Linked DNA regions of Homo sapiens: region 1 is linked to region 2. Evidence: read pairs that join two places in POLR2A ChIA-PET (ENCODE). Cell type or tissue: OCI-LY7. All regions are shown on one strand.

Region 1 (5,000 bases), 55 kb before region 2:
AACTATTTAAGTAATATGAAATATAATGTAAAAATTTGGCTTTTTAAGTAATACATAAATCACAAACTTGATTCAAACAAATTAGAGAATGCTTCATTTGTTTGTACATCATTCATTAAATGAAGTTAAGGGATGAAAGCATTTGTCCAGTTCAGGAAGATTATATGATTAAGGCTAGAAAAAGTGGTATGCCTTTTTTTTATATTATACATTGGGGGACTTTAAAGGGAATTTTTTGTTATTTTCATTCCAGAGTACATGGATGGTCTTTAGTAGTCCTGTTAGGTTTATATAAAAGTTACTAGACAATTTGTAGTTTTAAATAATGCAACTTTTTTTTAAAAGTAGTTCTTGTTAGCCCATTGTAAGGTCAACAGAATGTAAAGGTATTACTAGTAAGAACAAATCACTGAGTTAACACATGAATTACAATTAGTTATTAGTCTATCAGTGTCTTGTGAAAACTATTCAACCATAGTCTGTTAAAGCAATGAATTTATTTTAGTAGCTTTTCTAATTATAACAATGATGTATATTCCTGGTAGAAAAATTGATAATTATCTAAATGTACAAGTAGGGAAATAAAAAAAATCACCTGTAATCCTACCACTTGGAAACAAACAACATTAACATTTTCATGTGTTTTTGGAATTTTAATTTCATATTGTTGGCTGAACAGACAGTAAAATTAAGGTAAGATAATCATTGTATATGCTGCTGTTAAAAAATTTCTTACTGTAAATTTTTGAAAACATAGTTTTTAATGACTATCATACTTCAGTTTGCTTAACCATTTCCCTATTGCCAAATATTTTGGTTGATTCCAGGGAGTCCATATTTTTTCTGTTAAAAAAGATTGCAACTATGACTATTTAGACACATAAATATTTGAGTCCATCTATGATTATGGAATTATTGGGCTGCACGTAACTGAAATATATTACCTAATTGACCTCCATAAGGGTAATAATAATAGCTAACACTTTCTAAATGCTTATCATGTACTCTGCATATCTAAACTTAATCATTTGAGCAAACTCTATTGAATACTACTATTATCTGTTCTACAAATGAGGCTTTGAGAGGCTAAATAATTTGCTTAAGGTATTCTTCCAAGTGGCAGAACTAGGATTCTGACCCAAGCAATCTGGCTCTAAAGTGAGCACTCTTAAGAATTAATTATATTTCTCAAGGTTGTATCCGTTTAACTTCTGTGTAGCAGTATCTTACCCAGCATAATGTATGTTTAATTTTATAGGTGAAAAAATAGTACTTTAATGCTTTAATTTGCATTTCTTTGACTACTTAGGAGAATAAAACTATGAATAGTCTGTAGAGAATTTTCATTTACTTTTGCACTGGAGTATTCAACATATGAATATAGGGATGTGACTAAAAAGTAAAGAGACTGAAAGCATAGTAGTTAAGAGTGTGGGCTTGAATACCAGCTCCATGTCTTTCTAGCTGCATCACCTTTTTTTTTTTTTTTGAGACAGAGTCTCCGCTCTGTCACCCAGGCTGGAGTGCAGTGGCGTGATCTCAGCTCAGTGCAAGCTCCACCTCCCGGGTTCACGCCATTCTCCTGCCTCAGCCTCCCTGGTAGCTGGGACTACAGGTGCCTGCCACCACGCCTGGCTAATTTTTTTGTATTTTTAGTAGAGACGGGGTTTCACCGTGTTAGCCAGGATGATCTCGATCTCCTGACCTCGTGATCCGTCTGCCTCATCCTCCTACAGTGCTGGGATTACAGGCGTGAGCCACCGCGCCCGGCCTCTAGCTGCATAACCTTTAACAAGTTACTTCTTGTAGCCTCAGTTTTCCCCTGTGTAAAATGAGACTGCTAATGAGACCCACCTTACAGGTTTGTTGTGTGATAAATAAAATAAAGCTTTAAAATAGAACTTAGCAGATAGTTAACTATTATTATACCAATATTTAGCCACGATTAGGCCAATATTAAAATTGGATGTTGTTTTTGCAAGCAGTTACATCGAATGCCATACACTTATTTTAGCGATCCTGTCATTTTATTGTACAACTTCTAGAACTTAAGTTTTGAAAAGCCTGCAGAGCCAGTTTGTGAATCGTTCTAAGAAAGCATTCTCAAAGGATATGGGTTTAGTACCACTGGGATACTTAAAGAATCCTGTTGGCTCTTGAGGGGTGGCTTCAAAAACAGAAGTTCATATATGATTCACATGTAATCCTTAGAGTAAGTGTGTAACCTCTTGTAACTTTATTGAAGGAATAAACACTCATTTGGTTTGCATGTTCTATAATATGTACGTTAAATGTGCATCTAAAAACACATCTAGTTTTTCTTTTTTCCTTCCTTTCCTCCCTTTCTCCTCCTTCTCCTCCCCCCCCCCCCTTTTTTTTCACTCCTGAACTAGGTTAGGTTGTGGTCCCTGTCCAAAGCTTATGCCAGACATCGTTTTGAACCATGCAGCATTTAGCATAGTGTGAGTGGTTAGTGAATGATTGATTACATGAGAAACTAGTCCTCTAAGCCAAACCATAGTAATTGATAAATTCAGTGAGTCAGCGCAAATGATGCTCTGAAATGTTTGAAGTTTTTGTAACTCTAAGTGAAGTCTTAAGATGTAGTAGAGGGTCGTTAAAGATCATGTGGCACTTCTGTATGTAGCAGGGTAGTCAGCCTAGTCTCCTGGAAAAATGAGTTGAAATTGTCAGTGACCCTGAATTGGGAGTTAGAAGACTTAGTCTGCGGTCCAGTCTTTCTGTTTACTAGCTGTGGTCTACATTTCACTTCCTCCACCATGACTGTTCTTCGCATCTCATCCCTTCCTGTCACACTGTTAAATTGTACACTCTGGTCCCCTATTTCTCAGGCTTATCTTTTTGAATTGAGGTTTCTATTACAGTCCTTGAATTATTGGGCCCAGATGTGGTTTATTGCCACTTCCATCATCATCTTTTTTGGCTTGAGAATTACTCTCCTGCTCTCTCCCTATGACCATCTGACTTCCTGAACTCATGCTCCCTCAGTCATTGAGGAGTTTAATACCTTCCTCACAGATACTATGTTAATACATTCCTCACAGATATTATGTCTAGCCTCTATTTTAATTTTGTTCATTGCATGTGGAAGTCATTCATTTATTCAATTTAAAATACGTTTATTGTGTGTTGCTGCTATGGGTCAGGTCCTGGATCTACAGTGGCGATCAGACAGGCTTGTATTGCAGGGATCTTCACGCTTAGAGCTTGTCATCCTACTAGTTTAAAAATCTTCAAACTTCCATTTTGCATTTTATCCTAGCTCTTCTGTTTGTTAGATGTAGGACTTTGAGCAAATCACTTAGTGTCTTGTCTGTTCCCTCTTTTGCAAAAAGGAAAAAATGATGATACCTACCTCATAAAATTGTTTTAAAGATGGAGTTAATACATATAAAGCTTCTTAGAATAGTGCTTGGCACATAATAAGCATTATACATAAATGCAAGGTGTTATTATTTAATTATTCTATCTTGTTGCTTGGTTCCTTCTCACGTTAATGTGCCCTTTGATCTCAGGAAGACCCATTTATTCTCCCAAGCCATGGTGCTGTCACTTCCACCTATGTTACCAGTTGCCCCTTTCTTACTACCTCCCCAGAACAAGGCCAGAAATAGCAGCAGAAAGCATCTTGGATCGTTCTACCTATTTGCCCCCACTGAACATATTTTCTAGCTACTCCTGGAGAAAATTGCAAGACAGTGGTCTCTAATTTAGCTGGACTCTCAGTGCCTCTGAGCAGTTTCCTTTATGTCCCTGGTCAGCTTCCTCTCCCCTTTCTTGCCTGAGCTATTCCAAACTTTAATCATTGTCCTTAAGCTATCTCTTGAGAATTCTCAAATTGCTCTTACTTCAAGAAACCTAACTACTACATCAGTGTGAAAAGGAATGTAATTAGGTGAAAGTTCGAAGTTCATTCAGCATTCTTCCCTTTCAATTATATTATTTAATCTGCATCTTTATTCATTCTCGACTCCTTCCCTCTGGTCTCAGAGAAGGAAAATGTCTTTTTCCTGTCTTCTGCATTATAGTAACTACCTCCTTTCACAGCCAAGATTCTTGAGAGAGGAGTCTCTATTTCCTTTTTTAGAGCATAATTTTCTTGAGGAGGCCTCAGTCTTTTTTATGACTTTGATCAGTACAGCAGTACGCACCCAGCATATAGTACACAATGTTGAATAAAGGAACTAACAGACTCTTTAAGTTTGTTTCCTCCTCTTTAAGATGAGAACTACAGCAGTCTTTCACAAATTGTGAGGATTAAATGAAATCATGTCAGAAAATGCTAATAGTGGTATCACTATGACATTTAAAAGAATTTCCCAATCATAAAATCAAAATTTTCAACTATAATTCTGTTTCATGTAGGGCAGTTATTTTCAAACGTTTACAGGGAGCCTGGAGGGTGTCTAGGACCCAGGAGGCCTAGGAAGTGTTAAGTAGAAATCTTTGAAAGCTCCCTCTGTGGTCCTTGAGAGCAGCTCCTGTGTTACCATTTGTATATGGGGTTCTGTAAAAGATTTCATTTTAAGAAATGCTGTTAACCATTGCTTTAAAATCACTAGTAATAATTATTAATGAATCTTTTTTAAAGGTGAGGAGAATACTACTTGCTCAACTTGATAACGGTTAATAGGAAATTGAGAACTGATCCTGTAGTTGCCTTAACTCCTAATCCAAATCTGTTGCTACTAGACAGCATTCTTTTTTTTAAATTCAGTTTTAAAGTTGAAAATGTAACTAAGCAAAACTTCCTAATTTGACCTCCATTTAGTACTTGTAATCATTGAGAAAGGATTGGACCCAAATTTACTCTTTAAATGAGAAATGTTACTGCTGAGCAGATGAATAAAACGACTTCAAAGGGGAATTTTTACCTACTTTAAGAAAATATAAGATTCCTTAGAGATACTTTCTTATAAAAGCAAGCCATCATTGCTAAGAGGAATTCCTTCACATATGTGTTTGTAAGTCATTCTTAC
Region 2 (5,000 bases):
TTGCAAAACTGAAATTCTGTACTCACTAAACAGTAACTTTCCATTTTCCCCTCCACCAAGCCTCTGCCAGCTACCATTCTACCTTCTCTGTTTATGATTTGATCACTCATTACCTCATGTAAGTGGAATCATAAGGTGTTTGTCCCTTTGTCACTGGCATATTTCACTTAGCATGTCCTTAAGGTTCATCGTATTACGGCATATGTGAGAGTTTACTTCCTTTCTAAGGCTGCATAATACCGCATTCTATGTGTAGACCACATTTTGTTTATCTGTTCATCTGTTGATGGACACTTGAGTTGTTTTCACCTTTTGGCTACTGTGAATAATGTTGCTGTGAACACGAATGTACAAATACCTCTTCAAGATGTGCTTTCATTTCTTTTGGGTGTATACCCAGAAGTGGAATTAGTGGATCCTATGTTAATTGTTTTTGTAATTTTTGAGGAACTGCTATATTGCTTTCCACAGCAGCTATACTATCTTAGGTTTCCACCAACAGTGCACGAGAGCTCTAATTTTTCCACATTCTTGTCAAAACTTGTTATTTTGTGTTTTGTGTTTTTTTTTTTTATAGTAACTCTTCTAATGGGTATGAGGTGGTAGTTTTTTATTTTCATCCAGCTTTTATAGTTGTTCTTCCAGGGGCGTTGGTCTTACAAAAGCTTTTCTTTCAGTACTAAAGGTGGAATAACATTTTGAGGTAGATGTTATTTTACAGATGAGGCAACTGAGACAGATACTAAGGTCACACCTAGTAAATGGCAGACAAGACTGAAACAGAGGCTATTTGGTTCTTGAATCAGTGCTCTTAACCACTGAATTGTATTGCTTCTCTAATACAGGTCTTCTTTCCTGAAAGATAGTCTTATAAATTCATTGCTCTAAGACCTCAAAGTGTGATTAACTGTTTTTTTTCCCTCTGACCTCTAGATTATTAAATTTGAAGTAGAGAACAGTGTTTTTATTTTATGATTTATTGCAGTTTACACAACTTTAGAGAAACATGGGTTTGATTTGTCCAATATCTTGGTAGACAATTCTTAAATGGAAATTATTTTTAAATAAAAAATTTTCACAACTGTGTTTTTCTTGTTAAAATTTTTCAGACCCCTGAGAAGGATTGTTTTTTTGAGACGGTGTCTCACGCTGTCACCCAGGCTGGAGTGCAGTGGCAGGATCTTGACTCACTGCAAGCTCCGCCTCCCGGGTTCATATCATTCTCCTGCCTCAGCCTCCCAAGTAGCTGGGCTACAGGCTCCCGCCACCACGCCTGGCTAATTTTTTTGTATTTTTTAGTAGAGATGGGGTTTCACTGTGTTAGCCAGGATGGTCTCGATCTCCTGACCTCATGATCCGCCCGCCTCGGCCTCCCAAGAAAGATTTTAAGAAAATTTTTACTGTGGTGGAAACTCTGAGCTTTTTAGTAGTGGCTAAGTCCACCAGGTTTTTTGACACCATATCATATGCTTCTCTACCAAATTTATCAGTAATATTTTTATATCTAGAAATGTTTATCTGTACAATTTACTAATTCATATGTTACTGGTGCTGTTTTAGAAGTGTAGTCAGTTACTGGTATCATGGAAAGTATTGAGAAAGTTCTTTAAACTTCGATCTAATTATAATTAGACTTTTTTTCCCCCACTATGATTCTGCAGTAGAAACTTTTTACTACTTTTCTGCTCATTTAAAATTTTTCTATTTCTGTCTTCATTGTGTTAAACCTTTTTAAATCTGTATTTATTTCATGATTTGAAAGTGAACTCTGAAAATATTTTATTACTTGTTAATAGAGGATTACCTTAGTGATTAAATTTGGTAAGGCAAGTTCTAACATGTTCTGACAGACTTGTCATAGAGTTATTTGCCTCTTTTTTTTTTTTTTTTAATTTTAAATGTGAGTTTAACTTTTCAGGGTTTATCTCTAGCTTACTAGCAGAATAAGTATTTAATATTTATAAAGATTTTTTTAACCCTGTTTACATTTGTCTTTTCGTATTCTCTTTTACAGTAGTAGACAAAAACAGTTACAGATGTTCTTAGTATGAGGATAAGAAACTGAAAGAAGAACTATTTAAGAGTTTGATTAACCAGCTTGACAGTTAGCTTAAAAGACCAACTTTCACAGCAATTCACACATTGTTAAACCTTTTTTTTTTTTCCTAAATAAATAGCTACTGCTGGCCATATGTGGGACCAGGCAGAGGATAGATGAATAAGTACTAATAAATAACTATCCTTGGTCTATTAGGAGTAGTAGTAAAAGTACTGAACTACTTTGAGAGGCCGAGGCGGGTCAGGAGTTAGAGACCAGCCTGGCCCAACATGGTGAAACCCCAACTCTACTGAAAATACAAAAATTAGCCGGGCATGGTGGCACATACCTGTAATCCCAGCTACTAGCGGGGCTGAGGCAGGAGGATCACTTGAACCTGGGAGGCGGAAGTTGCAGTGAACCGAGATCGTGCCACTGCACTCCAGCCTGGGCAACAGAGCGAGACTCTGTCTCAAAAAAAAAAAAAAAGAAGTATGAAACTACTGGACTTTAAAGCAAACATGTTATTAAAAGCTCCCTTAAACTTTGTAATAGAACCAGAGGACTTTTGTATTTATATTTATACTAAGCTTTCAGAGTTGAATGTGACCCAAAGGTTAGTTTTAGAATTTGTTCTCAAACACCTGTTTACTCATAGTTACAAATGAAACATTAGATAGGAATGATAAAATAACAATTTTTAAGTTGTTTCTTTCCTTGGGTGCACCATTGATTTTGCCTAGAACCCATTTATCCTAGCTTGCTTTTCTGTAACATAATGACTATTAAAAATATTTACTAAACTTTTTCTTGCAGGTAAATTAAGTAGTAAGAGTTAAGTTGTTTTTTGGACTTAATTTTCACATTTGTTTTTATTTTAACTTTTTATTTGATTTGTTTGTAATGCCACTCCCTGAGTAATGAAACTATTTAGCGCACTTTAAGAGACACCCCTTGACTTTGCATAGGTTTAGCTTCAATAGGAACTGTATTTTTGCATTGTGTGTCTTGACACCTTTGAGCATACTTTTATGTGCTGAATTTGATTTCTTATACATCATTTAACTATTTAGATATGTTGGTAGGGTGAAGAGGAAGAGGCACATCTTTGCCAAGATGGTGGAAGTAGTAATATCTGTGGTCTTGTAGGGCCAAGCATTTTGTTTGTTGGTGTCCTCGTGTCTTCTGGGCATGCAAAGAGCCCTAGGTCTTGAGTAAGCATTTGCAGGAGTTTTCCATGGAGGTCACCTGGTTGAGCTTTCCTTTTCTTGTGGCTTAGAAAGACTCCATCTCTCTCCAGTCCAACTCCTGGAGACCTGCCTGTCCTAGTTGATGTTTTAAAACTGGTGGTGCTTTTGTATTTTTTTATCCAGCCTTTATAGTTGTTGGCAGGGAAGTTGGTCTTAAAAGCTATTTATTTTCAGGACTAGAAGTGGAAATGAGTGGAATAGCATTGTGAGATAGATGTTATGTTACAAATGAAGTGCTTATGTTACAAATGAAGTTGGTTTATCAAGCTTACTGTATGGATGAAGTCAGATGCAGAACCAGCTGTGAAAAGGGGGGCATGAGGTGGGTCCCCACCATTGGCTCCTGTCTCTCACCACAGGTCCACCTAGCTTGTGAAAGTTTTTGCTCATTGCAGGCCTGCTTGGCCAAGGAATAGCAACCCTTGAGAGAGAACTGTAAATAGAGATTTAAAATGTGGTTTATCTCTGTGGTGATGAAACTCACATCCCTTTATGTAAACATAATGCTTGACTCACATTAGGCTTTCGAACATGTTTTTCAGAACATTTTATATTTAAAATGCCTGTTTTTGGCTTTAAAAAGGCAAGTAGAAAAAGCCACCAACTTTCTATCTCTGCTAAGGTCTCTTTAGTAGATAAGTGACTAATGTCAAACTCATACTACATTTTGGTCACTACATTTTGGTCAAAGCCTGGGATTAAGACATTTTAAAATCAGTCTTTAATTTTTTTTTTTTCTCTTTTGGAATGATTTTTAAAATCTTGTTCATACTTTGAGTTTGCTAGTTAGAGGTAACCGGAGCTGGGACTTTTAAAAAATCTTAAAAAATAGACACATAAAAATTAAAACCTCACAAGAATTTAAATGATATTAGAATCATATCATGTGCATATCACAAGTTTACTGTGAATATATGTGTGCATTTCTGTTTAACATATGCACACAAATACTCAAGGGTTATGCATCTGTACCCTTAATTGTACTTGATGGTAATTAATCATACATGTCAGACATTTAATATAAATGATTATTTAGTATTACTATTAATAGTTTTATAGAGCCACACTTAAGTTTCTGTGTTTCTTCTCCATTTATTAGCTCTTTTTTATCTATAATGAAATTTTAGGGTTATCAAGTTTTTCTTAATATTATATGTCATTTAATTATCATCACACATCTTGACAGTCTCAAGTTGAAAGACAAAGGCTTAGCTCTTACACCACAGTAACCCATGGCTTTAAACATTCTGTGTTCTGCCTACACCTTCCAGCTTCAGGTTGATTTTGTCTCTTACCCGAAATGCTTGTGACCATAAGTGTTTTCAGATTTTGCATTTTGGGGGGATTTTGGAATATTTGCATATACATAATGAGAGATTGTGGGGATGGAACCCATGTGCTAAACATAAAATTCATTTATGTTTTATATACACCTTATATACATAGCCCAAAGGTAATTTTGTACAATATTTTAAGTAATTTGTACATGAAATAAAGTTTTGGCTGCAACCCGATGCATGAGGTCAGTTGTGGAATTTACTTGTGGCATCATGTTGATGCTCAGAGTTTCAGAGTTTGGAGAATTTTAGATGTCAGATTTTTGGATTGGGGTGCTCCAAACTATGTATTCTGATCACATGCCTTGGCTTCCTTTACTGAAGCATCATTTTCCTCTATACACAGCATTCCTGAAGAATTCATCAGTTCTGACT

Evidence for each region. ChIA-PET counts read pairs that join two places held together with the same protein. Peaks named below come from ENCODE experiments on the same cell type or tissue, not always from the same donor. Only the 100,000 strongest peaks of a DNase experiment are listed, where the experiment ranks them.
Region 1: POLR2A ChIA-PET joins it to region 2 with 14 read pairs; 16 of 35 experiments call an interaction of 5 or more read pairs at or near these places.

The regions. Positions count from the first base shown.
Region 1 is chr2:224,574,059-224,579,058 of GRCh38, reverse strand. The region is part of intron 1 of CUL3 (cullin 3); the gene reads left to right. Among named protein-coding and RNA genes, the nearest start is that of CUL3, 8.8 kb to the left of the region's middle. In OCI-LY7, no CTCF peak of the experiment used is centred here; DNase peaks (open chromatin) are centred at 2,738 and 4,458; H3K4me3 peaks cover 3,737 bases; H3K27ac peaks cover 3,743 bases.
Region 2 is chr2:224,518,961-224,523,960 of GRCh38, reverse strand. All of the region lies in intron 3 of CUL3 (cullin 3), which reads left to right. Among named protein-coding and RNA genes, the nearest start is that of CUL3, 64 kb to the left of the region's middle. RefSeq lists a silencer at 2,234-2,303. In OCI-LY7, no CTCF peak of the experiment used is centred here; DNase peaks (open chromatin) are centred at 120, 2,080, 3,660 and 4,580; H3K4me3 peaks cover 4,550 bases; H3K27ac peaks cover 5,000 bases.